2 separate regions of the Homo sapiens genome follow, and region 1 is linked to region 2. A link is a contact called in ENCODE Hi-C or POLR2A ChIA-PET data. All regions are on one chromosome and are shown on one strand. The core of a region is the stretch at or near the end of the contact, and the rest is flanking DNA. Distances in the headings are between cores, read along the strand shown.

Region 1 (6,277 bases), core at 2,786-5,285, 67 kb after region 2:
TACTGCAACGTCTTATTTACCCCACAATGTGTACCGTATCCCCTCAGGCTACCCCACCTCTGAGCTCACCTGCAGCTTAGAGCATCTGAAAGAGCCCAGACTTGAGCTGACAGCATCCCACCTCCATAAGAACCAGGGACTTTTTACTTTCTGCCCCAGGACATTCTCTGAAGCTGAGAGGCCTGCTCTGCCCTCCCAAAAGCATAGCCCTGAAGTGCAAGAAGGTAATGCCCTCGGGTCAGCCCTCAAACAATGGGGAAGAGGAGGGTGGATAAACACCCGCTAGGCTGACAGGCAATTCTGTATCTGATCCACGGGTCTCTGGGGAACTGAGCCTCACTCCTCTGGATGCCTCCTGCAGTGACCCTGAGAATACACCTTTTTCTTTTTTTTTTTTTTCCTCTGAGACTTCGTCTGTCACTCAGGCTGGAGTGCAGTGGCGCGATCTCAGCTCACTGCAACCTCCGCCTCCCAAGTTCAAGCAATTCTGCCTCAGCCTCCTGAGTAGCTGGGATTACAGGTGCCCACCACCGCGTCTGGCTAATTTTGGTATGTTTAGTAGAAATGGGGGTTTCACCCTCTTGGCCAGGCTGGTCTCGAACTCCTGACCTTGTGATCTGCCCCCGCCTCGGCCTCCCAAAGTGCTGGGATTACAGGTGTGAGCCAACGCGCCCAGTGAGAATACACCTTTATACTGGTGTATTCACCTTTGCTCCTTCTCAACCGCACTACTCCCCACCTCCACTGCCCCAATCTTCCACTCCTGTGATCACCTTCCAATTAAATCACCTGCATCCAACACCTCTCTCAGGCTTTGCTTTGGAGGAAACCCAAACTAAGATGGGCTATGTTACTGGAGACCCAGGATGAGTAGTGTTGTGGTGTTAACAATCGCACATATAAAATGCATGTATTGGCTGGGTGTGGTGGCTCACACCTGTAATCCCAACACTTTGGGAGGCCGAGGCGGGCAGGTCACAAGGTCAGGAGTTCGAGACCAGCCTGGCCAACATAGTGAAACCCCATCTCTACTAAAAATACAAAAATTAGTCAGGTGGGGTGGCGGGCACCTGTAGTCCCAGCTACTCAGGAGGTGGAGGTGGGAGAATCGCTTGAACCCGAGAGGCAGAAGTTGCAGTGAGCCAAGACCACGCCATTGCACTTCAGCCTGGGTGACAGAGTGAGACTACGTCGCAAAAAAAAAAAAAAAAAAAAAAAAGAAAGAAAGAAAGAAAATGCATGTATTTCTCAGTATCTCCTACATGCAGAGGCCGTGACTGGGCACAAGGGGATGTGGCATTGTCTGAGTTTGCCCTTGCTTTTCTAGACCTCCCTTCTGCCTGGGGAGATGTGACAGAAGAGGTGAGCCAGCAGCACAGGAGGGATCAGAAACATTTTCCTTCTGCCTTTGGAGAACATCACATGGGTTGGGGGCAGCAGATTGATGTTCCTAATTACATTTGGCTCAAGCTGCTATTAAGTACTTGTCTCATTCTCAGAGCCCACAACAACGGCGGATGGCGGGAAAGGTGCCAAGAGGCATGCTGGGAGCTCAGGATGACAATCTGGGATTTGAAATCTCTGTAAGATATAAAAGTGGACAGACAAGTCACAGCCATGGGTGCAGGGTGACTGGTGTCCTTGAGTTGCCCTTTAAAGGTTTCCGATGGGGTCCTAGGGCTGGAAGGGCCCTGGAAAGGTCTTGAGCTCCATCCTTCTGGCTAGAGGCTGACCTGCCCAAGACAGCTGAGACAGGGAATCTGACTCTTCCAATGCTGGACAGCTCGCTGGTGGGAAATGCTTTCATGGGCCTAATTTAAATTTCCTCTGCTGCAGGTTAAAGGTATATTTTGCTTGATTTGTTCTTGGTGGCATTAAATATTTGCTAAGCTCCTACTATGTGCCCAGGGGTACACAGTGAGAGAAGGCATGCCTCTGTGCTCAGAGGCTCATGAAAATGAGACCAGACCCTCAGAACTAAATGCAACAGGGAGAGCCATTGGGCTGGAGTTGTCAGGAGAGGTGGCAAGGAGGTGGTGCCGTGAGAGGTGGGATGCGTTTGAGTTAGTGCAGAAGAATAAGAGAGCATTCCTGGCAGGCAAGCAACGTGGGAAGATGCCTTAGGAAGGGTTTTGCACAGAGGAGACGCCTGAGGTCTGCAGCACATCTGCTACCCAAGAGATTTAGTAAGTCCCTGGAACTCCCCTGGGGAACGAATAGCTGCCTACCTATGTCCTAAGACACCTGTGAAACTCAAATAAGGCAGCAAGTAGGAATGGACCCTGCAGTTCACGGATTCAAAGCACAATGCTGAGCTTGATTTAAGAAGACTTTCATTCAAGTCCTCGCTCTGTCACTGTGTGCTCTTGGGCAATTCCCTTCCCTTCTCTAAATCCGTTTACTCATCAGCAAAATGGGGACGGTAATTCTTTCCTCACACTGTTGCATTTAGGACTCCCAAGAAAATGTGGTTAAAAATGGCAGGGCCGGGGGCGGTTGCTCATGTCTGTAATCCCAGCACTTTGGGAGGCCGAGGCGGGTGGATCACGAGGTCAGGAGTTCGAGACCAGCCTGGCCAATACGGTGAAACCCCGTCTCTAATAAAAATAAAAAATTAGCCGGGCGTGGTAGCGCGTTCCTGTAGTCCCAGATCCTCGGGGGGCTGAGGCAGAAGAATCGCTTGAATCCAGGAGGCGGAGGTTGCAGTGAGCCGAGATCGCGCCACTGCACTCCAGCCTGGGCGACAGAGTGAGACTACTCCGGTCTCAAAAAAAAAAAAAAAAAAAAAATTGCACAATGACCCACAAAGCACTTCCTGGAGGCTGGTTACTCTATTATTATTGCTCCAATCTAGACACTGGTCTCCCGGAAGGCAGGCATCCCATCTCCTCTCTGTTCCCCCAGCACTTTCCACAGAGCAGGTGCTCATATATGACGTTGCCTTCGCTGTCCAGGTGAATTGCACCGGTAATTACCGTGGAGCAGGAAGCCAGCACTTCCGGGCTTGCCAGGCTGTCCTGCTTGGAGAACCCCTCTGCTTCCACCTCTGCTAACTCCTCCCCTCCACCCTCTCCGCGGTTCTGTATCTGCGGAAACCGGTTCTGCTCAGGTGCTTGGGAGGGAGACTCCTTTCTCAAGACTTGCGAGGTCACCTTCAGGTGACTGTCCCTCAAATCTCCGCAGCAGCTCCAGGACACACTGTGCCCCGAGTCAGGATTGGATCAACACACAGGACGCACCTGTGTTATCACTCCACCAGTAGAGCGGCACTCAGTGGTAGTGTAGACAGTCCTAGGGCAGGGCAGCTTCTATAACAAGAGGTTCCTTAGGGAGCTAGCGGCCGAGTGGAAAGAGCGGGAGGAACGGCTCGGGCAGGCAGGTCCTGTGCTGTGGTCTAAGTCACTTCCCACGTCCGTCCCACTCTGATCGTCAGTTTCCTCCTCTGCAAAACTCACTAAGGCGGCCTTCGGGCAAGTCATCGCGGCGGGAATTAGATTCGAAAGAGTGCTTACACAAATCCGTCTGGCCACCCTGTGCCCCGGGCCAGCGCGAGGTGGGGGTGCGGGCAGGGCTCCCGGGCTTGCGGCTGCCACGCCCCTCCCAGCCCGCCGCGCCACACTCACGGCCCACGGGCCGACTTTGCGAGCCTCCAGGGGGCGAACCCGACCGCCTTCTTTGCCCGCGCAGCGCCTCGGCCGTCCAGCCTGTGACTTCACCAGCGTCCCCGGGCCAGCGGGACACCCGAGAGCCCGGGGCGCCGCCCGTTCTCCCAGCCGGCAGGTGCCGGGAGCCAGCCTCGCCCAGCCGCGTGGCGTCCGCAGGCCCGAAGGGGTTAAGGCCGCGGACCCGGGCGCCCGTCCGGACTCCGGGAGCAGCGGTGCCCGGCGGCCGGCGATCGAGCGGGAGGCTCGGGGCACGGCCGCTGGCGGGCTGCGCTTCCTCCTCCTCCTCCCTCCGCCTCCTCCTTTGTAGCGAGTTCCCGGCCCCTCTTCCTCCCCCCGCCCCCCAGCCCGGGCCCTCTCCCTCTCTCCCTTTCTTCCTGCCTCGCCTTCCTGCGGCGAAGGAGGCTCATCTATTATAAATGCACATTCGGGGCTGACATCAGCGACGAGCGGCGGGCGAGCGCCGACGAGCGGTCCCTGCGCGCTGCCCGCCCGGAGCGCAGCCCCCAGGCTCGGCCGAGCCGCCGGCGGGGCGCGGGGAGCGAGCCGGGAGCTGCCGGACCCCCTTCCGCCGCCGCCCCGGGCCGCCGCCGCCGCCCCCGCACGCCGCGCCCGCGCCCCCGCTCCGCCGCGGAGTTTCTGCATGACTGTCACAAAGGTAAGCGCCGCTCGCCCGCCGCGCCCGGGACCCGCCGGCGCCTGCATCCCCCGGGCTAGGCTGCGGGGGGCGCGGGGGTGTGGGTGTGGGGAGGGGGCGCCGGTGCCGGGAAGGTGCGGCGCGCGCCTCTCTTGCTGCCGGATCCGCTCGAGTCACTCCGGCCCCCAAGGACTGCGGAGGCCAGGGGGAGGATGCCGCTCTGGCAGCCCCGGCGGTTTGGCCAACATCCCTCCGCGCCCGGCCCAACCCCGGGACTGCATTTTTAACCCTTGTTTGGGATGCTGCATTTTTAACCCCTGGAGAGCTGGGCTGGGCGGCTAGCGGTGTCCCTCCAGGGAGTGCGCGGCGGGAAGCGTCGCTGGCAGGGGCTGGTGCTGAGCAGTGGGTGTGGGGATGGGCCTGCCGCCCCGAGGAGGCCAGCGGAGGGGAAACCCCACCCCACCTGCCAGCCTCTGCCGCCCATGCCGGGAGCGCTGGCTCCACTCCAAAGCCACTCTGTGCAGAAGGCGCTGCCCAGTCCCGGGAGCCGCTACCAGAGACAGGGCAGGTCCAGGTGGTTGGCTTGAAGATGTGGGGAGGGAATGTGACAGGGGAAGCAAAGGTGGGCATCTTGGCAGCCCCCATATTGGAGGATGATTGTTGGGCCTTGTCATAGGGGCCCACGTTTATTGGAGAGACTTCAGGGGCTTCCTAGTTGTAGGGAGGAAAGAGTTAAGAGGAAAGATGATGGGGCAGTGGAAAGTGCCAGGGTCAAGGGACCAGGGAGACCTGAGTTCAATCCCAGCTCTATCCCAGATCCCCTGGATGACCTTGGTCGGGGAGGGGTCCACTTTGGGCCTCAGTTTCTTCTTGTGTGCTGTGAGGGTGATAATATGGGTCCTGGGTTGTGACAGGCTGTTAAAGAACCAATAACATCAAGGGTGTGAACCCACACTCTTCAGAGAGATCTGTCTGGGTACTGAGCTCACAGTCTGGCGGTGGCCTCGGGCTTGGCCGTCCATTCAAGGGCCAGACTCCACCCTTTCCAGCTGCCCAGCTGGGTCCCAGAATTGGGGAGCTGGAGGCCAAAGTGGGACCGGCAGCCCAGAGTGGGGTCAGATGGAGGGTCAGAGCAGTGGGGCCAGATGGAGGGTTGGGGTGCAAGTGATGGAGGTGGGGTGGTTTTGGCTCCTTCTGGTAAGCCAGGGCCTACCCTTGCCCTCCTGAGGTCTGCCCCAAGACTGAATGTTTGTGCGGATTCTTGGGCCCAACTCCAAACTTTGCCATTGGCCCTGGTTCTGGGACTTGGGAGCATTGTGAGAAGATGAACTTGAGGGTGCAGGGGCTTCCTCAGCTCTGGCTACTTCTGGCAGGGCTGTTGTGGCCCACCTGGGGTAAGATGCTTAGGGTTTTGAAATGATGCAAATGCTATTCAGCTGGGAGGGATATTAAGGTTATTAATGTCAAAGATGCAAGCAGGCTGGGACAGAGGAGTAATGGATGGGCCCGGCTAGAGAGAGAAAGGGTGTGAGGTTTTAATAATAGCGCTGAGGATTAACTCAGCGCCTCCCCTGTGTCTCTTTTTGTGCGCGAGCTCATGCAGCCTTCCTTCCCTGGAGGCCTGCAAGGAAGGTGTGTTCAGTTCTCTTTAACAGTGGAAGGAACTGAGGCTCAGAGAGGTGAAATGACTTGCCTGAGGTCACACAGCATGTATGTGGCAGAGCTGGGGTTTGCCCTCAAGTCTGTCTCAATCTATGGCCAGTGATCTTTGCACTGCTCTGCATCGTTGGGCATCCTGGCTACTGGGGGACTTCCATGGTAGAGGAGCACTGCTTGGAGACCTGAACCTTGAAGCAGGGATGGGACAGGGAGTCCATGAAAGTGGGTGCTTACCTGTTAAGCCCACTGGCAGGCCTAGCTTCTTGGTATCCAGTAACTATTCAACACTCCTCCACCCCCATACCCAGCCCCCAACAAA
Region 2 (6,697 bases), core at 1,841-4,340:
AGAAAGTTGGTGTGGGGCCAGCCAGGCTGCCTTCTCCCTTCTAAATTTCCCTTTCACTCCCCACAGGTGACATCAGTGAGAGTAACTCATGATTTCTAAACGAGAACCAGGTAAAAGTGATTTGTTTTTCCTTATTTTTCTCTCCCACCTCCTTGTGCCAACCCCACCTCTGAAGCTGGTGAGGAGTCTCTCCAATGAGCAGGTCAGATAACTGTTCAGGGGTGCTGGCGAACAGCATTTCCCCTTTGCGCTGAATAGTGAGCTCGTGCACTGGGATAACAGAAGCTGCACAGGGCTCCCGTGCACAGCTGCCTGGCAGGGCCTGCAGCATTGGCAGCAGCCTCCAAGTGAGTTTGCAGGCGGGTCGGCTTGGGAATGACCACGCGGCGTTTGCCTTTGTATCCTCTGCTCCTAGCTGGCTGCCAGTCAAGACTGGTTTGAAGTCAAAGGAGTTGGGCTCTGTGACCACTACTGTCCATCTCTTGCAAACCAAGGCCCTGTAGTTTTAAGTGGCTGTGATCTGACAGATTTGCCGGGTCTGGGCCATGAGATCCAGGCAGGTCACTAAAGCAAAAAGAAGCAGGTAGAGTAGGTACAGAGAACCATTCCCTCATTGTGTCATCATGGATTTGTTCAAAAATAATTTGTATATGCTATGTGCCAGGCCCTCGGGAGGTAATTGTGAGTGTGACTATTGCACCCCTGCTCTCACAAAGCTTACATTCTGGAGGGGGAGGTCAGCAGGTGGACCAGCAATTGCAGTAGTGTGTGACAAGTGCTGCTGTCTATGGGAGCCCATGGAAAGGGGCACTGTTATGGATCGAATTGTGCCCTCCCTTGCAAAATATGTTGAAGTCCTAACCCTTGGAACCTGTGAATGTGACCTTATTTGGAAATAGGGTCTTTGCAGAAATAATCAAATTAAGATGAGGTCCTTAGGGTGGATCCTAATCCAGTATGATGGGTTCCCTTAAACAAGAGGAGAAGAGACAGACACAGAGACACTCAGGGAGAATGTCATGTGATGAGAGAGGCAGGGATTGGAGCAACGCGCCTGCCAACCAAGGAACAGCAAGAATTGGCAGCAACGCCAGAAGCTAAGAGAAAGGAGTGGGGCAGATTCTTCTCGAAAGGCTTCAGAGAGAGCATGACCCTGCAAACACCTTGCTGTCAGACTTCTGGCCTCCGTAACTGTGACGGAATACGTTTCTGTTCTTTAAAGCCACCCAGTTTACGGTACTTTGTTACAGCAGCCCTGGAAAATTAATAACAGGCACTAAACCCAGAGTGGTCCATCAGGGAAGGCTTCTTGGAAGAAGTGACGTCTAAGGTGAGATCATAAGGGTGGTGGGCGCGGCGTGGTGGCTCATGCCTGTAATCCCAGCACTTTGGGAGGCCAAGGCAGGCAGATCACCTGAGGTCAGGAGTTTGAGACCAGCCTGACCAACATAGTGAAACGCTGTCTCTACTAAAAATACAAAAATTAACCAGGTGTGGTGGTGCATGCCTATAATCCCAGCTACTCGGGAGGCTGAGGCACGAGAATCACTTGAACCTGGGAGGCAGAGGTTGCAGTGAGCTGAGATCACACCACTGTACTGTAGCCTGGGCAACAGAGTGAGACTGTCTCAAAAAAAAAAAAAAAATTAAAAAGAAAAAAGACCAGCCTGGCCAACATGGTGAAACCTTGTCTCTACTAAAAATATAAAAATTAGCCAGGCATGATGGCAGGTGCCTGTAATTCCAGCTACTCAGAAGGCTAAGGCAGGAAAATCTCTTGAATCTGGGAGGTGGTGGTTGCAATGAGCCAAGATCACGCCACTGCACTCCAGCCTGGGTGACAGAGTGAGACTCCGTCACAAAAAATAAATAAATAAAATATTTTAAAAAGAGGGTGGTGTTCTAATCTGGGTCCTTTTGTTCACAGGAACGGTTCTTCAAATTAACTCAAACAAAAGGGTCGGTGATGAGGGTGGGGATTTAAAAGGATACAGGGCATCTCATGGAACCCAGGGCAGGAAGAGCAGCTGAATCTCATAGCATCCAAGGCCTGGGCTTAGGAATTCTGAGCCCGGCTGTGATTTCCACTGGTCAGGGGCTGTGTGAACTCCCTCACCCCTGCTTCTCTCTTTCTCTTCACTTCCTGTTTTTCTCTGTGATCAGATCCACTTTTTTCTCCCTCCCTCCCAGCTGGCTTCTTCCACTTACTTTGTAGGTCTCAGTGTACATGTCACCCCTGCAGAAGGCCTTTCATAGCCACACAAGGTAAGTGGCCCCTCATTCCTCCTTCCCATCACCTATTTACTTATAATACTTAGCACAAGTCACAGGATTGTGTTGATTTATTCGTAGTTTTGATTTTTATCTTTCTCATGAAATTAGAATTGTGCTCCACTAAGGATTCAGACTTCATCCCAAGAGTAGGGAGTGAAGTGATCTGAACTGTGTTTTCTAAAGATCCCGGGGCTGCAGGTGGAGAATGCGTCGGTGCTAGAGCAAGACCTGGTACAAGGCCTGGCCCTGAGTCAATGCTCACAGATGATGGTGGAGGGTGTGGAGTCAGGAGGCCCACAAGGAGGGCAGTCAGGAGGTGAGGGAGGCCTGGCCGTGGCAACAGCAGGGAAGATGGAGGCAAGCAGGTGACTCCTGAGACACCAGGGAGAAGAATGGAGGAGACCTGGTGCCTGATTAGATGTGGGGAAGAGGGAGAGGGAATAAAACAAAAGGGACTCCTGGGGTTCAGATACAGCAACAAGGCGGCCGGAAGAGGAGATAATGGCTGCACTCTGGGGCGTGGGAAGTTTGAGACGCCCGAGGGGCAGCCAAATGGGATGTGGGTGAACAGCTGGAACATCTGGAGTTGGCCTGGAGTTCTAGAGGGAGGGCCTATCTGGAGATACTGATTTGGAAATCTTTTGCCTGGAAAGAGTAATGGAGTCATGGAGATAGCTCCTGGGGAGCTTCTCTGTAGAGGGAAATGCAAGAATGATCTTGGACAGAAGCCTGAGGAACATAAGATTGTACAGAATGAGCAGAGGAAGAGGAGGCTGGGAGCTGCAGCTAGAAGGGGAGGGGAAACCACAGGGGACATTCATGGAAGCCCAGCAAGGAGTGCCAGGCGAGGTGGAAATGGCCAGCGGTGTCAAATGCTGCCTTGGGGCCAAGGAAGATGAGAGAAGAAATATGTCCCTGGAATGTATTGGCAAGGAGGTCGTTGGTAATCTTGGCAAAAACCATTTCATTATGAGAGCAGGGGGCATAAGTCACATTGTGGTGGAGAGTGTGGGAGTGAGCTCTGTGTGTGCAGACAGCTCTCCCAGAAACTGGGCTGGAGAGGGAAGGAGAGAGAATTCAGAGATGAGAAGAATGAGGAATGGAGGGAGGCTGGTGTGTTTGTCTTTGAGATAGAATGACGTGAATATGTTGCAGCCCCAACAGGATAGAGAGGAGAGGTTGAAAACAGGAGAGAGGGAGAAACAAAGGTGCCAGCCCTTAAGGAGAAGAGAGGGCTGGGAGGCCACACCCGCAGAGAAAAGGAGCCCACGGAAGAGGAAGGGAAAGAGGAGAGGTGGAGGCGGCAGCTCCTCTGAGAGCCGTCCATGCCCAGCAGTGGGGACAGAGCTGTGAGCAAATGATCCCTCCAAAGCAGCCCAGGGACAGCAAGAGCCTTGGGAGCACAGAGACCTTGAGAGAGGCTCGATCCCAGCAGCCCCAGCCCTGCCAAATGCCAACACATCCTTCAGAGATCTGCTCAAACTTCACAGCCTCAGGAAAGCCACGCTGTGCCTTCCAAGAGGGACACGGCTCCAATAACATACACTGTCCCAGCACACCTGCCCTCCCGACAGAGCACTGTTCTATTAACCCTGAACTACAGAGAATGAAGGAAATTACTCTCTTGGATGCCTGGGATCCCATCATTATCTATCCATGCAAGGTCCTTGTGGTAGGCAGAATAATGGCCCCCCAAATGTCTCCATGTCCAGGAACCTAGGAATGTATTAATTCATACAGCAAAACAGACTTTGCTGATGTGATTAAGTGAAGGATGGGAGATGATACTGGATTATCTGGGCGGGCCCAAGGTCATCATAAGGGTTCTTATAACGGGGAGGCCCGAGGCAGAGTCAGAGGGAGAGATGTGACAAAGCAGTACTGCTGGCTAGAGAGGGGAGGAAAGTGGTCATCTGCCAAGAAATACAGGCAGTCTCTACAAGGAAAGGCAAAGACAAGGAAGCCAGTTTTTTCTCAGAGTCTCCAGAAGGAATCAGCCCTGCTGACAGCTGACCTTAGCCCAGTGAAACTGATTTTGCATTTCTGACCTCCAGCACTTGTCAGGTAATAAATTTGTGTTGTGTTAAGCCATTAATTTTGTGGAAATTTGTTATGACCGCAATAGGAAAATACATCCCCGTCTTGTTTTGTTTTACTTTTTGCTTTTATCCCCCAAAGTAGTCTAATTCCTCTCCTCATTCAGTCCAAGCATGAACCATGTTTAATTCCAATGTATTTAATACATTTCTTTAGATATCTAATATATGTTTTTAGAGACATGGGAAATATACAGTGCTGTTATGTGTATATGTTTTTAACTGACATAAATGTTATTGTGTATTAGCTCTTACACTTCCTTCCATTTTTCTCTCAAAGCTAAGTTTCCTGATTGACATTGGGTTGTGTCATCTTGTTGATTTGCGAGTTTCTTATGTCTTTTTTCAGATCTAGTCTGTTTTATTCATTTAAAGTGTTTTCTCCCAAGTTATCATTTACCTTTGCACATTGTGTTATTTATTGAACAAAAATGCTAGTTTTGATGTAGACAAATAATCACTTTTCTCTTTTAAAGTTTATACCCTTGGGGCCTTGCAAACAAAAGCATTCCCGCAGTCGCAGATATTCTTGGATTGTCTTACTATTCTTAGTATGTCTTCTATAAGTTTTTTAGATTTACCTTTTGCCTCCAGTTAGTATTTATCTTTGTTATAAAGTTTTACAATTTGATCCACAAATGTCTTGTTAATTTTACACTTTTCTAGATGACTTGTAAATTTGCTGCTATTTTGACTAGAAGTTTATTTTCTACTTTTCTAATTTACTGCTATTTTAGAGAAGTGCTAATGAATTACCTAGGTTGATCTTCTAACCAGCTCTCTTGAAGAACTATTTATCATAGCTCTATAAGTTGTGTGGGATTGTTAGTTTTTATTTGTAGATCATGATATTATCCACAGTTGATAGTTTTAGCTCCTCCATTACGACAGTTATATTACAATCCTCATTTCTTTTTCTTATTTTATTGCATTGGCCAGGCCCTCTAGTACTACACTGAATAATAATAGTCATTCCTGTCTTGTACCTAAACATAAGAAGAATGTATCTAAAATTTTAAACATTTTCTTAGGTATATTTACTGTAGGATTTTAGTAGAGAGCCATACTCAAGTTAAAGAAGTTCTTGTCTATTTTTAGTATCTGAGAGTTTTTATCATAAAGCGATGTTGAACTTTTAAAATATTTTTTTTGTATCTGTTTAGATATCATGTGATTTTTCTCCCTTAGTTTATTAATGTGGTGAAATACACAGATAGATTTTCTGATATTGGACCATTCTTAAATTCCTGAAATAAACCCTTCTTAGTCATGATTTGCTATTTTAAAAATAATTTACTCATATTTTATGAAGGGTTGTAACTAGGGTAATAAGTGAAATCATCTATACTTTTCTTATACTCTCCTTATAATGTTTCTTGGGTCTTATAAAACATTCAGTTGTTACTGTGAAGAAAAATGGGAAAATTATTATCATTCTTCCAACTTCTTCCATTAAAATCAAACTGCCATCTGCTGCCCTCTTACCATGTCTTTCTCTGAGCATAGTACCTTTTTGTTTAAAGGTCAGATAATATATATATTTTTTTCTGGCAGCAGTTTTTTAATTTGAACACTTTCCTCTTAAGGACACGCCTTCAGTACAGTTAACAAATGGTTACATCTGAAATCTGCTGAGAGCAGAGCTCAAGATCCACAATTGCAAAGGCCACTGGCTCACACCCTCACAGATTGTATTACCTTTCAGAGCTGAGTGAGGCTGTGCTCTACATCCCAATACTTGTTACTGAGTGGACATGAGGTGCAAGTTTAGCACCTTAAAGGGAGAAAAAAAGAAATAGGTTAGTATGCAGAATGTGATTTTGTCCTCACTTCGCTTTAAGTCATCTTTTTATACTTGCCAATGTGAGTTCTGAAAGGTAGTACTACACCTACTTAGAAATGGCTGAGTGACTGTCAATTAAAAAGCCATGTTGTTGTTGTTTTTAAAAGATACTTTAAACAGTAATTGAGCTGAATACCTATGGTGCCAACCATGAAAAACTGCAGAGCTGAAGCACCAATGACATGAAAAGCCATGGACAGATTCCTACATGTACAACAACATCACAGCAACTACCAGGCCAACAGCAACTCACAAGGCTTCATTGATTATAAACACACCCTCATTACAGAAATGTTCAATTGTGCTTCTTACAATTGAAATATGGTAATATAAGGAAGGTACCAAGTATTATCAAACAGAAATGAAATGCCAAATTGCACAATTCTGGTTATATATGCATATACAGAGATGACCCTGGGTCTCCCTCCCCAACCCTCTGGGGGTCTAAGTGTTCTGAGAGAAGATGTGCTGGGCTGACCCACCT

The links. Hi-C counts contacts between places; a loop is a spot of excess contacts on that map. ChIA-PET counts read pairs that join two places held with the same protein, here RNA polymerase II (POLR2A). Pooled maps may share reads with other maps.
Region 1: a loop to region 2 is called in a pooled map of right lobe of liver, with 1.8 times the contacts of the local background. The contact joins the promoter of CORO2B here to the enhancer-like site in region 2. A Hi-C loop is called at or near these places in 1 of 168 maps with a recorded cell type or tissue (endothelial cell of hepatic sinusoid) and 1 of 50 pooled maps. POLR2A ChIA-PET finds 5 or more read pairs at or near these places in 2 of 52 experiments (CD8-positive, alpha-beta T cell and K562).

What each region holds. Positions count from the first base shown.
Region 1 is chr15:68,574,958-68,581,234 of GRCh38, forward strand. It overlaps CORO2B (coronin 2B), which reads left to right and starts at 4,036. Exons shown (of 12, transcript NM_006091.5): 1 at 4,036-4,320. The coding sequence starts at 4,306. RefSeq lists an enhancer at 4,224-5,091.
Region 2 is chr15:68,508,626-68,515,322 of GRCh38, forward strand. No RefSeq gene overlaps it. Among named protein-coding and RNA genes, the nearest start is that of CORO2B, 67 kb to the right of the region's middle. Within about 2 kb of position 3,091, at least 5 of the 41 ENCODE cell types and tissues checked have a DNase peak (open chromatin) inside an H3K27ac peak, as active enhancers do.